Regions from separate parts of the Homo sapiens genome. Here region 2 is linked to region 1. A link is a loop called in an ENCODE intact Hi-C map of the cell type or tissue named here. Cell type or tissue: heart left ventricle. All regions are shown on one strand. Each heading gives the region's core, and the rest is flanking DNA. Links, peaks and the distances in the headings are about the cores only.

Region 1 (11,710 bases), core at 3,041-8,040:
TTTGGAAGCTCAAGAGATTGTATTGGTAATAGTTTGCATTAGGGTGGTGACGTAAGGGACATTTAAGAGAACTAACTTATGGTTCAGCGTGGCAGAGTAGAGAGGAAAATGTCAAGGGTAACTCAGATTTCTTACTTGAGCAGTAAAGTAGATGATGTGCCATTGGCTGAGATGGAGGACGATAGGGCAGGGAAAAATAGTATATTGTTGTTTGTGGGGCAAACAACAATAACATAAAGAACAACATAGAGAATTATGTTTTGGACATATTAAGGGTAAGGTTCCTGTTAGACACATAATTAGAGGTATCAGATAAGCAGTTATACACAAGTTTGGACCCCAAGGAGAAGTTCATAATGGAGACATGATTTGGGAGTACTCAGCATAAAAAGCCAGGAGATTGGATGAGACCACCTAGGGAGAAGTGTGGAGAGAGAAGGGAAGTTCCCTAGGGCAAAGATTTGAGGAATGCTAACATGTAGAGGTTGGTCTATAAGAAAATGTCATTTAAACTGAATTTGAAGGATGGGTAGAAATTGTGTTGGTAGAGAGAATGGCTTTAAACTTCACTATTCTGATAAGAATAGTGGCTCCTGTGTGGTGGTGATGAGTGGGGTGAATTAAGACCACATTTTGAATGGCTGTGAATGCCTGAGTTGGAACTTTTTCCTGAAGGCAGTGGGAAAGCTTTGAAGCTATTGGAGCATGGAAATGACATGAAATAGGTGTGCTACTGGAAGGTTAATCAGGCAGCGGAAAGTGGATCAAAGCAGATAGGATCTAAACAAAACTGAGCAAGAGGTAACAGGAGCCTGAATGGGGTAATAGAGGGAAAGGAAAAAGGGGGGCGAATTCCAAGAGACACTATTGAATGTGATGATTCATTACGAAGGTACAGGGTTCCCAAGCAAAGCAAATTGCATTTTGCCCAGTGCAAAAAGCAAGACTCAAAAAGTTACATATTGTATGATTCCATGTATAAGAATGCCATTCTGGAAAAGACAAAACAGGAGTGAAAACCTAATCATTGGCAGTCAGGAAAGAGGGAAGGAGTTGAATACAAAGGAGCTGTACCAGGGGACTTTTTAGAGTGACAGGACTTTTCTGTAAGATACTGTGGTAGTGGATGCATGAGTCTTAGCCATTTGTTGAAGCCCGTGGAATTATACACCAGAAAGAGTAAACTTGACTATATGCACATTTAATAAATCTGCCAGCATTTCTGGGGATGGAATGCAGGCTGTGACAAATCAGTTAAACTATATTATAAACATGTAACTTCACTAAAGAGGGTGAGGGGCCGAAGGGCTGATCTAAGAACCTTTTTTTTTTTTTTTTGGCCTGCAGCAGTAATTGCTGCAGGCAGAATACACTGACTTGAATGCTAAAGTTAGCAAGTAAAACTTAAGAGGAGGTAGGATGTCCATATATTCTCCAAACATCTTGTCTGAAATGTTTATTAATTGCTATGGTAGTTTAACATTTGAAATAGAGTCTCACTCTGTTGCCCAGGCTGGAGTGTAGTGGCACAATCTCAGCTCGCTGCAGCCTCTGCCTCCTGGGTTCAGGTGATTTTCCTGCCTCAGCCCCCTGAGTAGCTGGGATTACATGTTTGCAACACCACCATGCCCAGCTAAATTTTGTATTTTTAGTAGAGATGGGGTTTGGTCTTGAACTCCTGACCTCAGGTAATCCACCTGCCTCAGCCTCCCAAAGTGCTGGGATTACAGGTGTGAGCCACCATGCAAGCCTCTAAGTAACTTTGGAAAAGTATTTTGAATGGATACAAAAAAGAATTGTACGTCAACACTGTACTGTCATTGTAAATTTATTTCTCACGGGGTACAGGTTAGCAATTCTGAAACTATGCATGTATAGTAGGGTGGAATATGTGTATAAATAAATTGTAGATGGTGGGAAGCAGGTTGCTCACTGTCAGAGAAGGAAGTTACAAATGAGCAAGAGGAGATGCCTGGAGGAAAATATGTGGTGCTTGATTAGATTTGGAAACATCAGTATGAGCTTCAAGTTATTGTAATAGATATAAAAATAAATATAGGTATGTGCATATGCATAAGTTAATATACATATATGTGTTTCCTGAATCTGTCTGCCGAAAGGACATAGAAACAGGGACACCTCAGTGACAACAAGTGCGCCTAGCACTCAGATCTTGGTTTTTAAATACCATTCTCAATGAAAGGAACCAGGATTCCTTGGAGAAGTGGCTGATTTCAGGGCTAGGTTAAGGAAAATACAGAAGGAACCTGGAGCCAGTGCCAGGAAATAAGGATGTGCTTTAAAAGCAAAACAAAACAGTTGGGCCGCGTCAAAAGGACACAGAAGCAACCTGAGAAACTTCCCCCTGGCTGGAGCTAGCATTATTTGAGCAACAAAATAACAGTGGTATTGGATTATAACCAAGGAATGAAATAAATATCTGAGACTATATGATACAAGTAAATAGATGGAAAAGATGGGACAAGTCTTCCCTACAGAAAAGTTGAGAATAACAAAGGCAAAAGTAATAAGAGAAATAGAAGATCACCATTTAAATGCAGTAATTGCTGCAGGCGATATCCACCGACAAATGCTAAAGTTAGCAGGTAAAACTTAGGAGGACATAGGATGTCTACATATTCTCCAAACATCTTGTCTAAAATGTTTATTAATTGCTGTGGTAGTTTAACGTATGCCTGGATTCTTTAGTACCCCTCCTTCTGGGAAGTGGAGCTTAATTTTCCTCTGACTTTGGGCTGGACTTGGTGGTTTGGATCTAATAAAGATGGAAAGGTTAAAGTGGCAACTTCACAGTGGAGAAACCTGGAAAACACTACTTTGACCAAGTGAACACGGTTAACATAAACAGTAATAAGTCATGTTAATGTCATGTACCTCTTGATAGAGTACTACCAGAAGAAAGCTTGACCTCTGGTAGTCTTCCAAAAAATGTGTAGCCTTAGCCTAATCATGAGAAAACATCAGGCAAACCCCAAATGAGGAATATTCTACAAAATACAAAGGAGACTTGATGGCCAGATTCAGTGTATCCTGGTACAGAAAGAGGATATTAGTGGAAAAACTGGTAAACTCCAACTCAACTCTGTAGCTTAGTTAACTGTATGTTAACATTAGGGGAAGCTGGGGAAAGGGTATATGTGAACTGTGTATCTTTTCAACTCTTTTGTAAAGCTAAAATTATTTCAATATAAAAATTAGAACAAACATACAGAGAAAACATGTAAATGAATGGATTCTTAGAAAACTACAGGTGTAGAAGAGCTGAGAGATGCAGGTATGGTTATGATGGCCATAGCCAAGTAATAATGTGACCCTTCAGTTCTAAATGCCCTGAGGAAGCTGAGTAATTCAGGGACTGTCCATTTTTCAAAATCATTAGAAAAGTCTAGATTAGAACAGCACTTTCCAGAGTACTCCTTGGAAGTCTGCTGTTCCCTTATGATGTTCCAGGAAAAAGTGGTTCAACTGGAGTTGGAAAATCCTGCATCCTTTAGCCTTTGCTTGAGAATTGATTGTATATATTAGCAAATTAAAGAATCTGAAAAGCCTTTTCTTACGGGCTGATTCTTGTCATTTAACTTACTGTTTCCCAAATATATTTTATCCCAGAACCCTTCTTTTCTCTTATGGTAATATCCTGAGAAATTAGTTCTTGAATGGGCAATTCTAATCTAGAAATATCTGGTGTTGTCTAGGGATCCCTAACATCTGTTGTTTACAGCCAGCTTTCAAATGAGTTGATCGTCCAACTTTGGAAAGTGGAGAAATGAGCCAAATGGCTTTTTCTCTTGATCTGTTCTGCTGCTTTCAGGGACCTTGGGTAGGTGAGGGGTTATAACTTGTTTATCCTGTGCACCATGGTGTCTCAGTAGCCTATAAAGCGCCTATTAGACAGATTCCTTTCAATGAAATATTAACTATTTCAACATCTTATTTTGGAGTTCACTGCCAATTGCTTGGCTGCGTCTAAAACAATCACAGATTAAACACTGGATGCTAATCTTTGTTTTAGCTGTGTTGGATTGCATAGGAATCTTTCAGATAATCCTTTATTTTCTTATATTAAATGCATGTAGTGGTACATGCAGCCTATTGTTTGTTCCTGGCTTTTTAGGCTCCAAGAAATCAAGCGATAATTTTGTCAGTTATTCATCCCCTAGTCTTCCCAGGTTACAAAATGCAAACTCTGATGCTTATTATACTTAGTGTCAATAGTGGTCTATTTTTAGCCAGTACTATTGTGGAAGTGAAGTGATGCCTCCAGAGATATCAAACACTGGCCAGGGTGTGTGTTGTTCTTAGTTTTTTTATTGATACCTTGTTCATTTTCAGTTTTAAAATTTGAGTCAGTGATTGCAAAATTGCTGGATTTAAGTACTTGTCCATTCTATATCTGGCTGATTTGTATTGTATTTGTAGACTGAAGGACTAAATGTGGCAATGACTATGAAACAGCTCTTATTTGATGAAGAGAACTGCAGTGATTGTTTTTGGTTTTGGTTTTGGTTTTCCAGAGTTGCTACGATGGAAGTTAAAGGGAAAAAGCAATTCACAGGAAAGAGTACAAAGACAGCACAAGAAAAAAACAGATTTCATAAAAATAGTGGTAAGATATGCTTCCCATGTGGGTGTTTGGCTGTTATAATTGGGGGATGGGAGGGCATGTAGTAAATTTCAATCTGTATTCATTGGCTAGGATTAGGATTAAAATAGTAGGAAGAAGTATGTGTTATTGTGTATGAGTTAACATGTTGCTCATGACATTTAGACACTTAAGAAATTGCAAGAATGATTGAGGAATGCCTTATTCATGAAAGACTCCTTATCTCAGTTGTTGCTGCTGTTGCCTCATTTTATTCACACTAGTTCACCATACATTTTATTTTAACATTTGATAAATTAGGACTGTTTAATACATACTGCTCATAAGCCAAATACGTTTAGGTTCAGAATTTATAATGGTGATGTCTTTATTATTCCATCAGGTGTCAGTATTGTAAAACAGAAAAGTCAAGGGACTATACAAATGATTAATGTTTCCTTAATGTTAGCCATTACTGTTTGCATCTCATTTGTTAGGTACTAATTTGTAAGCCTTCTTGATCAAAAGTTTTTGATAAATAATTTTAATATAGGCTTTAAAATTTTCTTAAAACTAGAAAATTTTAAAATTAACATTTTAGATGTCCTTATGATATACTTTCCAAATTTCAAGAATGTTCAAGAAGTCATTTCTTAAGACTTCTTTTGTTATTGAACTCTTGAAAATTCTGTGTAGACCATCATTAAAGCAGAATACAAAGGTATATAAATAATAGCTCTGCTATATGCTTAAAACTAGAGAAACATACCAAACTGACACCAGTGTTTATCTTTAGTGGTAGAATCATGGGTAGCTTTTATTTTACATTTCTCTACTCTCTAGGTGGTTTTATAATCAAGGAAAGAATTTTTTATTTTTGTTTTGATTGTTTAAATCCAGTTCTACTCAAAAGGCTATATGTTGCATATTTGAGAGTAAGACATGGTATTGGGATTAAAAAGTATAATTTTCTGTAATGGATATAATCCAATAGATAAAAGAGATTTGGGCCCAGAATCATTGAACTTATAATTATTATTGTCACTAGATTCTGGTTCTTCAAAGACATTTCCAACAAGGAAAGTTGCTAAAGAAGGTGGACCTAAAGTCACATCTAGGAACTTTGAGAAAAGTATCACAAAACTTGGGAAAAAGGGTGTAAAGCAGTTCAAGAATAAGCAGCAAGGGGACAAATCACCAAAGAACAAATTCCAGCCGGCAAATAAATTCAACAAGAAGAGAAAATTCCAGCCAGATGGTAGAAGCGATGGTAAGTACTGGTTCGTTCATGCCTGAACTAGTGCCTGAACGATTGTGCACAGGGACTCTGGAGGTGCGTTAGAAACCTCACATTCTTATTCCTTGGCAGGTAACATTTTGGGACAGGTAGGTGGCTTAAATAAACAACAAAGCATCTTTCATGCTCACAATTTTCCTCTGGTGCTTAGAGTTTCTTATTTCTTAGCCCTTTTCTGAATTACCTTAGCCATGGAGTTAAGTTAAATTATAATGGCTTTATACAGTGGAACCTCAATAAAACATTTCTTTTTATAAGCTAAAATTTATTCGTTCATCGAACGAGTATTTGAGTTTTCTATGCATTGTACCAGGAGATAGGGCAAAACACACACACACACACGCACACACACAAAAATAATCAGTAAGGATACAGGCCCCAACTAATCATAGAATCTGGCTTTAAAGAATCAGTCTGTCCCCAGCTAAGTGTCAGCCTTGGTTAAGGATGCTTTGGTGAGCAAGAAACATAGAGACCCTGCCTTCACAGAGCTTAGGCCAGTCTAATACAATAAATCCCTCTGATGGCGCAGATCCATAGTAGTTCCAGAGAAGGTGTTGTGCACACATGACAGATTTGATTTTAATTGATTCAGGACAAGTTGCTCACTGATTGGAAGTATTGGCAGGTCTCGTGCTTGTCTGTTGAAACAAACTGCCCATCTCTGTCAACGATGTTCAGTGGGTCATTTCTAACCCAGAACTTTGCTCTCTATTTTATAACATTCCGCTGTCGTGCTTTGTCCTGCACTGATCTCAAACAAGCAGTTTCCAGGTTATGTGGATTGTCATATCATTACTTTCTTTGCAACATCCTGAGAATTTTTCTGGTGCCTTTTATTCTCTTTTTCTCCAGCACAGCGTGTCTTAACACTGCTCCTTTGTTGCCAGCTGAGACCACTGGGGATGGTTTTCTCAGTGCCATCCCCTAGTCCTGGTGCTTGCTTTTTACCCTGCCTAAGGGCTGCTTACCAGAGGGACAGCAGCCTTAAGACAAGGAGGTAGGGAGAGAGGAAGGAGGGGAAATGCCATCGTTTCCCATTAGGGCTCCAGGATCTTTTCATGCTCCAGTCTTGATCTTCTCTTTTCATTTTTTCTTTCTCCCTCATCTTCCTCCTCCCCAATTGCCAGAAGTTTCTCTTCCAGCTCTCTTTTCTACTTTCTCTTTCCTAACCTCTCTACTAGATCCCAAATCTTTCTTTCTCTACTGGAGTTTTTGATGCCTGCATTTTAAACACATATACATTAATTTCTCACATTGATATGAGGAAAGTTATGATTTCTTTTGCTATGGGAGATATGTTCCTGATATCTCAAAATGGGACTCTGGATTTCATTTTCTCATATTTTTGTATCAGTAACTAGACTGATAAAATAACATGAGAGATTGGTTACTAGACAACCCCCACACTGATAAATGTACTGCAGCCTAGCATGACATATGTCAAGGGTACCCAAATATTTATGGAATTAAATTAGCCCTGGATCAGTTCCTATCCTCTATTGTATAGTAGAGGATACCATATTAATATAATGGTAAATATGCCCTCTGTTGCCTATAATCTTTTGTATTACCAGACAGGGAATGAATATATAAGTAAACAATAAAGGAATAATAAATACATTGTAGTATATTGGATAGCCATTAAAAATTATGTTCTTGAGGAATGTTAATTTCATGAGCAAACATAATCTAATCATATTGAGTGAAGGCAGATTCTGAATTTTTTTCTTTTTTGAGGGTCTCACTTTGTTGCCCAGACTGTGAAGTGCAATGGCGTGATGATGGCTCACTGCATCCTCAACCTCCTGGACTCAAGTGATCCTCCTGCCTCAGCCTCCCAAGTAGCTGGGACTGCAGGCATGTACCACCACACCCGGCTAATTTTTTAATTTAATTTTTTGTGGAGACGGGGTCTCACTATTTCGCCCAGGCTGATCTCAAACTCCTGGCCTCAAATGATTCTTCTTCTTCAGCCTTCCAAAGTGCTAGGATTATAGGCGTGAGCCACTGCAGCTGGCCACTTTTTGAGTTTTTAAAGATTAAAACATGTATGGAGAAGAAGCAAGGGGAAAATTATCAGTGGCTATAGCTAGGTTTTGGTTTTACAGGGTTTTTCTTTTCTTTTTTTTTTTTTTTGCATTTTTCCCAGTTTTTTATAGAGACAGGGAGATAGTTAGAAGTGACTAATTCCCCCAAAAGATTCTGTGCCAGATACTCATGTAAATAATACCCATTTTAGTAAGTTGTTCTTTGTTTGGCATCATTAGTTCAATTGGTAAGTTACTTGGATTTTGAAGACAAAAAAGTGGTGATAGATATTCGACTTTTATAGTATCACTCTGTTTGTGGCGAACTTGGAAATTTTGGTTGTTCATTGTCATGACTAAGACAGCAGAGGGTTGTTTCTAGGTTTGAGTCCTAATTCTACCATTGCAGGTTGTGTGGCCTCAGATAGAGAGCTCAACTGCTTTGTTCTTTTTCCCCACCATGGAAGAGAGGGTAATATTAATACCTACCTCTTCGAGTTGTTGTAAGAAATAAGTGACTTAATATACAACAGCACTCAGAACAGTGAATTTTCGAAGTTGTTTTTCTTGTTTTCATTTGGACTAATTTTTGTTTTCATTGGAAGTTAATTATACCTAAAGTCCAATGATCTTAATCTTAAAAAGTAGAATTTTATTTCACAATTGAAAAAGATATTTAAAATATTCTAGTTACTTTTGTAATTCTTTTAGTGTCCTTTTCTCTTAATAGGTATCCTGTTAGAAGAATTAATGAAGATTTAAATTTAACCAAATGTAAAATGTACAAACTGCTCAGAAAGCAAAGTGAAGTATATATGGGGGATGGTATGTTCCCCTTTTTAGCTTCCAGAATGAGCATTGATCCTGATTAGTGATTGCCCTTTTTACCTAATTTGTATTGGTGTATGACACTTAGAATGTTAAATGTAATTGAAAATAATTTCTATAATAACTAGAATCAGCAGCCAAGAAGCCCAAATGGGATGACTTCAAAAAGAAGAAGAAAGAACTGAAGCAAAGCAGACAACTCAGTGATAAAACCAACTATGACATTGTTGTTCGGGCAAAGCAGATGTGGGAGATTTTAAGAAGGTAATTCTACCTAAAGATGCCTTTGTTAGTCCCTTTGCAACAGTGGAGAAGTCAGTGTACCTTGTAAATAGTGAGATGTCCTAAAATAAATGACATAGCACTTGGGTTATTGAGGGGGTCCTCATGACACCCCATTAGAGACATCAGTACTTGGAAGTCTGCCCGTCACAGAAGTGTGTAGAATCATTATGATGGCATCGGATATGCTTATGAAAATGTATGAGGTTGAAATAAATTTGACATTCTTCCTGAGAGATTTCTGAGAAAATGAAGGACAATTTCTTATCAGCTAGATTTTGAGATACTTCAGTATTTGTTATCTTAGATTTGTTTTATTATTTTTTTTACTTCTGAAGTTCTGGCTGTTAAGATTTGGATTGATACCTAAAATTATACCTTTTGAGATGAGTTTCTGCCTTTGAGAAAATTACTTTTGTCTGGCTGCTCTGGAATAGTAATTTTAATGGCAGAGGTTTGCTGCCTTAGAAAAGAAAATCATGCTGAACTTGGAGAACATATACTGGTACAGTTTTTAATTTTGTGTGTTTAAAATAACTTCTTTATTTCAACTGTGTTTCCTTCCTCTCCTCATTTGTAGAAAAGACTGTGACAAAGAAAAAAGAGTAAAGTTAATGAGTGATTTGCAGAAGTTGATTCAAGGGAAAATTAAAACTGTAAGTAGCATATACTCATTGTTGCAATTTTTAACAGTTGAAGTTGCCTCACTCTCAGGAGTAGCTGACCATTCATGACAGATGATCTTATCATTGTTTCCGGTGTATTTGGCCAAAAGTTTTAAATATCTTCCATAACACTGAACTACATAAAAATTTAAAAGTGAGGGACCTTACTGCTAGGGAGTTTTGAAAAGATTATCAGTCTTTTCAGTCATTTTTTAATAATTCTTAAAATAAGCCAGTGTTTCCTTAAAGTTATCTTGAGAAGTTTATTAGTTCAGTAGTATTTTATAAATGTGTTGTTCTAAACTCCATATAATTTAGTATGTTCTCAATTGCCAACTTCTTTATATTTGTGATGTGAACATATTACTTCATTCTTTTCCTCCATGCTTTTGTAAACATCATGCGAAGATCTTTAACTAAAATATAATCATTTCAGAATTCTAAAGTAGTTTTCATTGTTGCTGCTTAATCCTGTTTTGTAATAAATTTCCTGTGACTCTTGTGTATTTGGATTAATACATAATGGCTTGGAAGACAACAGATTCTCATAGTTTTACGGCACCTGGAGGGGCAGCCTTTGTCAAGTCAGATGCATAGGTCTAACCAGATGCTATATTACAGTTTGAAGGAAAGTAGCAAGTCATCAGCTGCCGCTTTCTTATAAATTCAGCAGGATCTTTTTACGATAGGACTGCCCCCTCAGCTCCGACAATTTATAAATATTTCACTCAGGATTCTTTCTCAACTACCCTGAGGTCACAGCTGTATGACCATGGTGTTAGAAGTGAGTTTGGTATTCAAATCCTGGCTGGGCTGCTTAAAATATGTGTGCCTTTAAACAATAACAATAACTTCTTTATTGATTATTTACTATAGGCTAGGAATTGTGTTAACCAGCACATGCATTGTGTCGTTTACTGTATGTCATCATCCGTGTTGTATATTTGATGTATCTGGGACTCAGGGAAGTAAGATTCTTCCTCGGGGTAATAGAGATAGCGAGTTCCTTCTCATAACCTTACTTCCCTCATCTGTAAAGTGGGAATAGTAACAGCTCATTCTTATTGTTGCTTTGAGTTATAAATAAGAACACTATGTTTAAGGCATTTATGTTGATTATATAATAGGTGCTCAATATATGCACAAAAACAGCCTTATTTTTTTAAGAGATACTTAAGAGATGTCTTACAAATCTTGAAATTTATGACTTTGATGGAAGTATACACTCACCTGATTTGTTGGAATTCAGAAACTTTAGAGTGAGCAACAAATAAGCACTTTTGAAGTAGACTGGTACTGTGGCGTAGTGAAAATAATTTTGCATGATGGATGATTCGTGGAGGGCGCTCTAGAAAATTGGTCAGTGGGTCCTTCCAACAGTCATGAGGAGGAATGGGTTAGAGAATCAGATTCAAAACACAACAACTCTTCTAGAAATATAACTGGATATATGTGCAGGAATTATAATGAAAATGTGACAAATGGATGATTAACTTATTATATAATTGACAGTGTTTATGGACATAGTTGTATTTATTTCTTTAGGAAGACTTTTAGATTGATCTTACAGGTATACTTCTGGTTGCCAAAGCCAAACATTCTTAGATCACTTATATAAAAATCATACAGTAACAGACCTTTTAAACAGAAATATTTCCCTTTTAGGGACGGTAACTTATCAAAGAAATGAGAAGTATAGTCTGTATAATCATCAGATGGTTTGGTTTGCTTTGGTTTTAATTGCAATGAGAGGAGTCTTGCAAAATGGTTAAATTTATCCTTGCCTCAATGTCATTATTGTACCTATCAAATATGGTAGGCCTCAAAACAACAGAATGATGTTTTGTATAATTAAAACAAGTAGTTCTCAGTAATCTAGGTTTGATTTTATTCATGAAGACTACCTTTTTTTCTAACAAGAAATTCCAGAAGAGGTCACAATAAATTAGTGAGAAACATAAGTCTCAAAAGAGAATTAGTCTAACTCAAACTTTTTCCTGCAGAT
Region 2 (10,684 bases), core at 4,091-9,090, 810 kb after region 1:
CTTCTACTCTTTGGGATCTAATTTTTGTTAATAAATGTCAGCCTTTTTAGGAAAGAATAATTTTCAGTATGTTCATTAGTGGATAAGTTACTTAACACAGATAGGAAAAAATAAGACTTATAGACTAATGTACTAATTCACCAAGACAAAAATACCTTCAACCCACAAATCACAGGATCTACTTATCAGAACTGCATAGTCTATGTCAGTATTTTAAAAAGCCAACATCTGATCTTCATAACTGATGCAACATCTGTAGCAATAAAAGTACCTCACAATATGCGTTTTTAATAATATATGAGATATACAAGACAAAGATCTTGCATGATTTTCTTGTTAACAACAGTAGAAAGGGGGATGGGGTTATCAGAAATATTAGCCATCCACTTATCAGAAGTTGAGTTTGAATGGGAGAACAAACTCTTACCTTATGCATTTGATGCATGCCTTCCTGTGGGAAGTCTGTGGACCCCATCGTCGGCATAGGATGGGAGACACTTGGAGGTCCAGGACTTGGCCCCATCATGCTGTGGACGGAACCTGGGGATGGTCCTGGTCCTGGACTAGGCCCAAGAATTGGCCCAGGGGAAGGCCCAGGCCCCGGCGAAGGCCCTGGGTGGGGCATCGCACCAGGGTCTGTGGGCGTGGACATCTACCTCTCCTGTCTCTGCCAGTCAGTAGAGTAATGCTAAGTTGAAAAGCAGAAAAAAGGAAGGCATGTTTTAAACATGATGTTAAGACCAGAATAAAACAATTGTTAGCATTTGATGGTGCCATTTCTGTAACAAACATCAAACAGAGCTGCCCTGTCTAGTCCAGATGTTTGAGTGAGTGTGATATACATCCGTCTGCCCTAGTCTTTATGAAGACCACTTGTTTAAAAAAAACACACACACTAAATGATTCCCCAGAAAAATATAAATCATCTAAGATACAAAAGGACTCACTGGAGAAACTCAAATTTAACACATAAGCAGAATTCTAAACAAGTTTGAAATTTATTACTGAAGTCAACAGATGCTCTCCATTACTTACTACCTTGGACACCTTACAAGACATTAACCCCCACAAAGCCATTAAAATACAGAACCCTTTAAAAAGTATCCAACCAAGACTCATTTTCATAAGTGAGTGGGCATTCAAAACTTCAAGATAGTTAAACCGGGAAAAATACAATCTTCTAATTTGAGAATGAAAGAGAAGTCCCAATCATGAAAAAAGCAAAGGCTATAGGAATCAGACAAATATGGGTTCAAATACTCATATATGTAATTACTAGCTACGTTATTTAATGTTTCTTCTTTTGAGATTTCAATGCAATGACATGTGTGAAAAACACAGCTGTAGTCTCAGCACAACAAACGGCCACCCTTATTTAGCATTACTTTCCCCACCAACTCCACCCTACCAGAAGTGATCAGGAGGGACAGTTTAAGACGTGATCCTCTTGCCAGCTAATTAATTGAAGCAGAGACCCCCTCAGACAGTTAAAACCAGGGATTTGTCCCAGACCTGGCTCTGGTCAAGAATCCTTGAGAGAAGTCATCCATGACTACTGGATCAGAGCTCACCACAGATGAGGTGTGGAAATTCTGGTTCTACAATTTCAGCAGAACTATATTCCACCACCCACACTCCAAGGCTTCTTGGCATCCCCATTGGAAATGCCTCATAGAGTGGGTACAACTGCATCTTGGCTATGAGCCAGAATGAGCAAATAAGCTGTTTTCCACATTCTGATAGAGATCAATGATGCCGGCAAGATAGCTGAATTCCACTAGCAACAGTAATTGTTCTATATTATGATGTTACCTTGGAGGCACACATCTGTACATGGAGAAACTTTTTGCTGTCAGCCTCACAAAATACAGAATGACATACCCTAAGTGATTTGCTTACCCATTGTTTAGTGGCAGAGATGGAATGAGACCGTGGTGGCCTAGTCACCATAGCAGGGCTCTTTACCCACAGTGGAATGGCGGGCTGGAGGGGCAGTACACAAAACACATTCTTTCCACTCCTAGCGACCCATCACTTGCACTGAATCTCTAGAGTATGAGGGCCATGAAGGCAGGCCATGCTCAGTTTCCCTTCCACGTTCCCAGCACCTCAACCAGCATATAGTCATAGCTCAAAAATTATCTGATGAATCAACTGCAGAGTAAATTTCAAGGGCCAACTATTAATAAAATCAACTTTTTAATTTTAACTTTATTTTAATTTTTCATATTTTTAGAGACAGGGCCTCTCTCTATTGCCCAGGCTGGAGGACAGTAGAGATCATGGCTCACTGAAGCCTCAAACTCCTAGGCTCAAGTGATCCTCCCCAACCAGCCTCCCAAGTAGCTAGGACTACAGGCGGCGCCACCGTGCCAAGCTAATTTTTTTTATCTTTTGTAAAGACAGAGTCTCACTATATTGCCCAGGCTGGTCTTGAACTCCTGGCCTCAAGTGATCGTCCCACCTCAGCCTCCCAAACCGCTGGGATTACAGGTGTGAGCCACTGTAGCCAGCTTCAGTTAATTTTATAAATAAAAACCACAGAGTCATCAGTGTTTGAGTTGTGTTCCCATAAAGAAATCCTTAAAGTGTAGGCAAGAATTTAGGCCATTTTGACAAGTAAATTAGAGCTGAAACAGGAAGCAGTCAAAGGCTACTTCAGAGTGATCATAAGCAGGGGATCAAAACAGGACTAAGGGAACCCAGTACAAGTGGCTTCTAAACAACAGGGGAGCCTCAACAGTGAATTACAGCCTTGAATTCACTAGAGAGCCCAATGTTATTATTTATTCTTTGTGATGAACAAAGCAGACGGAACTTTTTTTTCTTTTTGCTTTCCACCACCTCACACAGGTTCAGTCAGCATTTTAAATTTAGGAAGCTGACGTCGATTCAGGGCTACTACAAGATACAATGCTCTTTCATGTATATGAGCACACTAATACACCCTTTTATTTTTTAGTGAATAAAAGGAAATTGCTTACTTCCTGTTATGGTTTACACTGAAATCAGCTTCAATAGGTATTAAAGTAATATACCACGAGTTTGAACAATGAAGATACAAACACTGAAGTTAGGCTGATATTCCTACGTTTAATATAATTGATGTATATTAAACATGAAATTCTAATATACATTAGCCCATAATGCTACTTTCCACATGCATTATCATTTCCACCTGGGAATCTCAGAGAATGTTGTAATTACTCATACATAGTCCCATAAAAATGCTCCTCGTTTTTTTTGCTAAAGGAAACTATTAAAAACGTCTTAGAGGGAAAACATGTTGGAAGGGAAGTGGAAAATTACGGGCATATAATTGGAATGTTAATATAGGAACGTGTTATATAGGAAACTATTTAATAAGAAGAGAACCTCAGATGCCTGGACTTCAATGCATGTGTGTGGCTCAGACTAACAGTACAGTTTAACAAATGAAGAAATGTACCCTGTGCCATATAACTAATGAATGGCAGAGATCTGGACTCTCATAGAACGTGACGTGATATTCACTGATGTCTCACTGGGAGCTGAGAGACCTGGGTTCTGGTCTCAGGGTCACCACCAACTCTAGGGCCCTGGGAAAAGTGCCTTTCGTCTGGGGTCCTGACTTCCTCTAGGCTCAGGATAGGAGTATCTCAAAGGTCCCTTCCAGCTGTCCATCCGTGACTTGATGCCTGCTGCCTCCAGAGCATCTTGAAGACTTCATCCAAACCTGTGTGTTGGAAAGTCCATTAATGGACTTCCAAGGCAAAATCAGGGCTGCCCTAGGATCTGCTGTGGCTACCATCACCCAAGTAAACCCAAGGGGAGGACTCTCTAAGATGAGGCCTATAATCCTGGCCTCTTATTCTTCCTCTACATTTCGGGTGGCAATTTTATTTTACAGTTCAAGTATGTAATTAAACTTTCCCACAGTATGAAGAAACCTGGGGAAATAAATTAGAAAGAGGTGCTAGTCTCAAGCAGCACATCATTACTAAGTTAGTATGGTTAAGGTTTAAAGTCCAGTATTGGCCAACTCCACTTCTCCCTCACCAGCCCTGCCAGTATCCCCTGGACTCTCTACCCCTTTCTTCTCCAAAGCACTAATGAGACAATAGAGATAGGGTGGTGACGACAGCAGTAAGCATAGTAGGGTGGGCTGGAGGAGAGGGCCCAGATGGACTTCACAGGGCAGTGGTAGGTCTGCTCACATAATAACACACAAAATCTATTTTTATTTTGTGTTAGGAGAAGGAGGGAGTTTCCCGTTGTCACAGAAAAGAACGACCTGTTCCACAACTATGTGTCTGTGGCTAAAAACATAATGACAAAAATGTATCTGGGGAGAGGGGGGCACAGCAACCTCCCCATACACATGCATTGCTGGTCCCCACCCTCCCCCAGACCAGGACTCCCCGAGGGCCAAACCACTATGTTCTTAGGCAAGAATTTCTCAGCAGTATACTCTGTCTTGATTTCGTCCTTACTTCCCACTTTCCTACATTCACAACTAGAGAGTGTGTGTTTTTAAAAAGAAGAGGCCCCAGAGGAGCTTGCCAGAGCTCCAAACACCACAGTCATCCTCCCTCAGCCCAAATCTCCTCTGCCCTTAGCTGAAAGGCTCAGCACAGCCATCTGCATATTAAAAGGAGTTCAACTTCATGGAATTTTAAGGGTCACCACTCCAACCATGACAAAACTTGTGTCTTACAGTCTAATTGTAACCAACAGAAACACCAAAGACCCCCACATGTGGAGTAATATTTGAACACACCTACATGTGTTTCCTAATAATTCTGGTGATTTGAAGAGACATTTTGCCACAACGCCATTGAAAAGATGAGGGCAATAAGGCAGAAGGGGAAAACATGGCTTGCCCAAAGTAACATCTGCAACAGGAGAGAAACCGCAGGCAGAATCTTTTATCCCTTGACTCCCAGCCCAACACTGAGCTATGACACGGATCTAGCAAGCCATGTTTCCACCAGAGTTTTCACCAGGCCAGAGCAATGTGCAGGGGTAGAAAGTAGAAGCCAAAGAAAAAAAGGTCAGAAACAGTGGAAGGGATATCTTGCAAGGACTAGGCTTTGGTTGTGATAATATATTAACTTACCACAGGCTAGAGAAGTAAAGAGAAGCCCTGGAATGTGAAAAGAAGACCATGTCATCAACTGAAAAGGTCGATGATGTTTTAGTTACCATACCGAGTATCTACTAGGTACAAGGCATGCAGGCGGTACAAAAATGAATAGAAGGCTTACCCCACAACTCTGGAAGTCTGATACGGAAATCAGACTTGTGCGTAAGTAGCAACAAGATAAAAATATTGAAAGATCCTGCAGGACACGGAGGGGTACAGCCAAACTATCCAACACAGTCATAGAATGGGAGACATTACCTTTAGCTCAGAGGTTACAGGAGAGAAAGGAATTAGGTAAAGTGTAATGGAGAAGGTAGCATTTCAGCAAGGCCTTCAAGTTTAAAAAAAAGAAAAAAAGTTCCCTAGAAACTTTTGGTTTCTAGTCGCAGAGTTTGGGGCAGCACACCAACCTTGACAATATCTCTTAAATTGCTCTTCACCAAACTTCATAAGAAAGCACAAGGAAATCTTGGATCTCCAGCCTGTCTTTTTTCACAGCTCACTTTACAGAAAAACTTGGAGGTCCAGGTTAAAGGTGGAATATCAGAAATAAAAGTTAGGCCCAGTCCACATCTCCAAGAATATCCCAGTCTTATTAAAGTGTTCTGGCTGTTACAGGAGAACTGCAAGGTTCAGGAGATAGTTAAGATAAGAGTTCTTTTTATGTCTGTTTGCTGATTCAGAACATCTCCCCTGACCTGAAGGGCTGCCTCTTGTTTTGTATGTGGCTTTCTCTGTAAATGAATTGATAATTCACCCACAAGAAGTAGCAACATCTTCAGAACTGGGCCTCAAGCACTGTTATTCTTAATGGGGAAGCAGTGCGGGGTGGGTAAGGAGAACAGCAATGCAGATAAAGGAAATAAATCTACCCGAAGTTTCCTTTTTACAGGCCAAGGTTGTCGGGATAAGCGGTGAAACATTACCAAGGCCCACACTGCTTCTTGGTCTGAGCTGTGCAACTTTAAACAATGCATAATGTGATCTGTCAGATACAAATCACACCGGGTTCTAAAGTTAACCTTATAAGTTGCTCCATCAAGACCCTAGAAAATCACTGAGAACATTTCTTCAGCATTCTTGGGGTTATTCACAACACTTTCCCATTCGTTTCAAAGTCAAATATGTTTTTTAAAAGTTGTTAGATTAAAACTTTGCTCTGTTCCTTGGGCTTCTGTGAACTCTCCTTCATCTTTCAATCAGGGCAACAAATTAGGATGTGGGTGAGCTGCTACCCTCACTTTAAATAAACTGCCTTGGGAATGGTCCTTGCCCAGAGTCAGACCTGGCAAAGGCTGTGAGGCAGCTCTGTGCACAACAAAAGATAACAACAAACTCGGCAGCAGCTAATTAGTCCCCCATGAACCTCAGACACTGCCTTAATAGGATCCTGGCTCTTAACATTACCACCCTTATAGATACCATGAGTTGCCATCTCAAAAGAGTCTACCAGCGATGCAATTTCATGGCCTCTTCCATGAGGACTGACAGTGATCCCACAAAGGAAAAATTGTTTTAAAAAGGGAATTTACGAGAAAACCTAAGTGTTAGAAACCCTTTAGAGCAAAGCATCCTCTACTCTGAGACTCATGTCCATTAGTAGTTATAAAGGTAATCACAGATGAAAATCACTTTTAAAATTCAGTGGAACCCAAAGGGCTGGGCAAACTGGTCAAAACAAAAGCTAACAAACTGAACAAAAAAAAGTTAGTTTCAAATCATGACACCCTGAAAGGTAATATGTCACGTATATTTACACATATGCCTGTCTCTCCTAGGTTAGGCCCTTTTGCAAAGCAACCTCATTCTGGATGTTGATAAGAATCAACAACAGCCACTTCCTTTTCTGACTGCCAAGATAAGTTTATTTATACTTTAAACATATAAAAAGAAGAGTCTGAAATACATACTTTAAAAACCTGTGGTTAAAATGGCACATTTTTACTGAAGAGTAAAACTCAACCATCATATGCTGAATGAACTAAAGTTCTATCATAGGCACTCATTAATGTCAACTGGCCCTGACTTTCACAGTAGCAACAACAATTCAACAATGAACTCCAAGTTCATTGCAGTTAAAATGGATAATAGCCATTAATGATGTTACTATGCCTTTTAAAAAATCAACAAATGAGTTCATTTAACCTCTCTGAGTTTCAAGCTCCTTACCTACAAAATAGGCATAACAGTAGCTGACTACAACTTCAATTTTGATACGAATCAAATAAAATATGAGATATGAAGACACCTTGTGAGCTACTATATGCTCGCATTATTGCCAGGATCCTTCTAACAGCTTCAATTCCCACTCTGGACTTGAATCCACAATTTGCCAGATTAATCTAAAATATTGCTTTGTTCATGTATTCCCTTGTTCAAAACTTCTGAGACAAGCCTCCAATACAGATTGGATAAAATATTCATGCTTTAACCTGCAAGTCAAGTCTTTCCACAATCTCCGACTTTATCTTCTGAAAATTCTCCCCAACTGGAACTTCTTGCTCCAGGCAACCGGTCAAAACAGGTACATTGGTCTTTCCACGTTCCTTCAGGCCGGGTCTCTGTGATCTCGCCGGGTCTCTGTGATCTCGGGGCTTTCTTCTGATCTGGGATGCTCAGATGCCACCACCCCCACCTCTGCCCTCCCCCTACAGCAACCTTATCCCATCTCAAAGACCTTATCTACCCCATCAGCTCAAGAAAGCTCACCCTGATCTCTCTCTCTGTATCACATGGCCCATGCAGTTTACCATTTGTTACTTGTATTCAATATGCTATTATAAATACAATATTAAATGTTCAGGTACATTCTTTAAGACACATAAATTATCAATTACAGATCATCTATTTTTTACAGAATTTTGGACTCTGCTTAATGGTCTTTTAGTATAGCACAACAGCAAGCCACAAAATAATTGTGACTATTTGCAAAGCCATTTATTACATGTCCAGTTCAACAAAGCACAGGGGGGAAGATGGGAGAGGGCTTTCCTTCTGGACATCCAATATCCATGTGTGATAAAGCATCTCCCAGTGGGATGGTAAAAACTGAAATATACCACATCAAGTAGGTAAAGAAATATATAATCATCCTGAACCAGAAAAATACAGTTTAAGTGCAAACTGATACAGAATTTCCCTTGGATAACCTGTAAGCCAACATATGACGTTCCTTTTTGGTTAGAGATTTTTATCATTTTTAAGTAATTTTGAATTCCAAATTCTGAGTTTAGTTGTTTTTGTTTTTTTTAAAGGAGGGAGTTTCAATTATATTTAATGGTTTTCAAACTTTAAATATTATTTCAACTTCTGTGGGTCCCATTCATCAACTTACAAAAGGGCCAGCCCATATTTAAATTAGGCCAGTTTCTAAAAAGTTTCTAAAATATTACTGCTTGCATAGATGTAGATGACATACTGGCATAAGATTGATGCTTAAATTGATACTAATCCACCTAAAAATACTATAGAATATTGTGGTTTTAAAAACTGTTGTAAATCTTACAGGTATACGGCCAGATTACAATTGTTCAAATATTCTGGAAGTCGTAGCTATCTAATAAAATATCCTAATTCATACTAGGCTTCAATTATATAATAATGTATTACAAACCCAGAAGTCCAGAAGGACATTATGTCAGAGTTTCAGGCCAAAATCTTGTATTCCATATCTAAACCATCACTCCAAATGTGTAAATTAATGAGGTGTTTATATCAAACATTCAAAAGACCAGCTATTTTGTTCCTGAATTTCATTGGCTCTATTGTATGTTTTTCTGAGGTACAATTATTCAAGCATCTTTGACGATATATTTATAACTTTTACTACTTAAAAGCTCTCTTTAACATATCCTACACTTTCAAGGAAAAGTGCTATATTAACATGGGTAATAATAAACTCATAATAAACAGTAAGAAAGCTGCAGTTTTGCCAGCCCAGGTTGCAAGATCCCATTTAACTTAATGATAAATATCTTACGTAAATAAATATGCTCTCTTTCATAATGACTCTGGCAGAACATAGTTTTAGACTCCTATAGTCCCTAGTAAGTATAAAGTCATAAGTTTCTATATAGAAAAAATAATCACTCCAGGCCTTCCTAAATATGCTATCAAATAAATTACCACCATGTGTATTTTCTATTCACTACTTAGCGAATGACCCATGGCTTTATTAACCGGCTAAAGGTTAGAGTCCCCTAATAAGAACGCTTCCAAAAATGACAGAAAATTCACATCCTCTATTGGCCAAAGACATCTCCAAAACACAATATTTAAGGGGGAAAAAAAAACAATTTAGAAGATAATTCTTTTACATTAAAAAGGAGAAATCAGAAATAGCCCCTAAATGTGGCTTTCATACTAGGGAAATTTTCTCATCTGTTCACAAGAAATACAGCAGAAAAGAAATGTAACTCATATAGTTTTCTAAGGTAACTCAAGTTAACCAAAGAATTTGTCCCTATCGTCCCTTAAATCATCTTGACCAGAAACAGAATCAAATCTTAAAGTGGTTAAATCAGGTCCTACCAACACTCCTTCCACTTGCAAATGCTGGGAAACAGTCCTTAGTATTACATATGTGATAATTCAGTTGTCCTCATGGCACCATGTCAAGATGTCATAAATAGTGATTTATTATTTCTCTGGGGTATCAAAAAGCTGCTGACCTAGAAGAGTTTGACAAAGGCCTTGTTTACAAAGGAAGATTTCTAAAGGAGAAAAAAAAAAAACAAGAAAACACTGGAGGACAGCACCACTTTTATAATTTATAAAACTCTTCTTTTTATGCTCTTGCTGTAATACATAATAATAAATGTCAAAATATTACAACAATATAAGGAGCATCACAATTACCTTTTAGAAAAGGATGTGATATGCTTTTATACTGGCCTGTAGAATGATTTATCTTAAACTTAATAAAAGAAAAAAATTTTAAATACTTATCTGCACAAGTGTCACTTTCTAGTTATACCATGTCAGGAATACTTTAAATAGAATTCAAGCATTAACAATATAATACAAGCCGAGGCACTTTTTTTTTTTTTTTTTTGTCAATTCTAAGCCTCAGGTGTTGGTCAAAGCACTTTTCAAGAAACTTGACGAGAAATGCTCAAAAACCACTTTACAAACGAACAAAAGAAAAGATCTAAGGCTGCTTTGAACATGCTCTTGTGGTGAATATTTTCTGTGAAACACCACAGTGCACCTAGTCCTGATGCTGGGCTGTTACTGATATAAGTCATAAGAGAAAGGCTGCATTGAAGGAAGCCCTCCCTCCCCTCACCCTCTTCAAGGGTTCTGATACCCCACATTCCTCATTCATTTGAAATGTTCTTTACAAAAATGGCATCTCTCTGATGCCCCCAAGGTAGACGGACCTCTGATCTACTGGGTTGTTTTTTTTTTTCCCCTCAGTCTACCGCAATAAGTATCTTTTGGACCTAACAGGTGTCTCTAAATCCCCTCTTTACAATAGCAAACATTTGCATTGTAAAGAAGCATTTGAGGAAAAAAAGAAAGAAAGTCCAAGAGAATAAAAGAGCAATTAGATTCCTC

What was found. Hi-C counts contacts between places; a loop is a spot of excess contacts. Peaks named below come from ENCODE experiments on the same cell type or tissue, not always from the same donor. Only the 100,000 strongest peaks of a DNase experiment are listed, where the experiment ranks them.
Region 2: it touches region 1 in a loop (9-fold over the local background); 33 of 110 quality-filtered maps call a loop at or near these places.

The regions. Positions count from the first base shown.
Region 1 is chr9:2,831,343-2,843,052 of GRCh38, reverse strand. PUM3 (pumilio RNA binding family member 3) reads left to right here. Exons shown (of 18, transcript NM_014878.5): 2 at 4,536-4,627; 3 at 5,652-5,873; 4 at 8,887-9,022; 5 at 9,621-9,696; 6 at 11,709-11,710. The coding sequence starts at 4,546. Among named protein-coding and RNA genes, the nearest start is that of PUM3, 6.9 kb to the left of the region's middle. In heart left ventricle, for the core only: a CTCF peak has its summit at 5,001; no DNase peak of the experiment used is centred there; H3K4me3 peaks cover 1,363 bases; H3K27ac peaks cover 661 bases.
Region 2 is chr9:2,018,991-2,029,674 of GRCh38, reverse strand. It overlaps SMARCA2 (SWI/SNF related BAF chromatin remodeling complex subunit ATPase 2), which reads right to left. Exons shown (of 34, transcript NM_003070.5): 2 at 428-688. The coding sequence starts at 652. Among named protein-coding and RNA genes, the nearest start is that of SMARCA2, 9.0 kb to the right of the region's middle. RefSeq lists enhancers at 6,072-6,121, 10,104-10,684. In heart left ventricle, for the core only: no CTCF peak of the experiment used is centred there; no DNase peak of the experiment used is centred there; H3K27ac peaks cover 3,331 bases.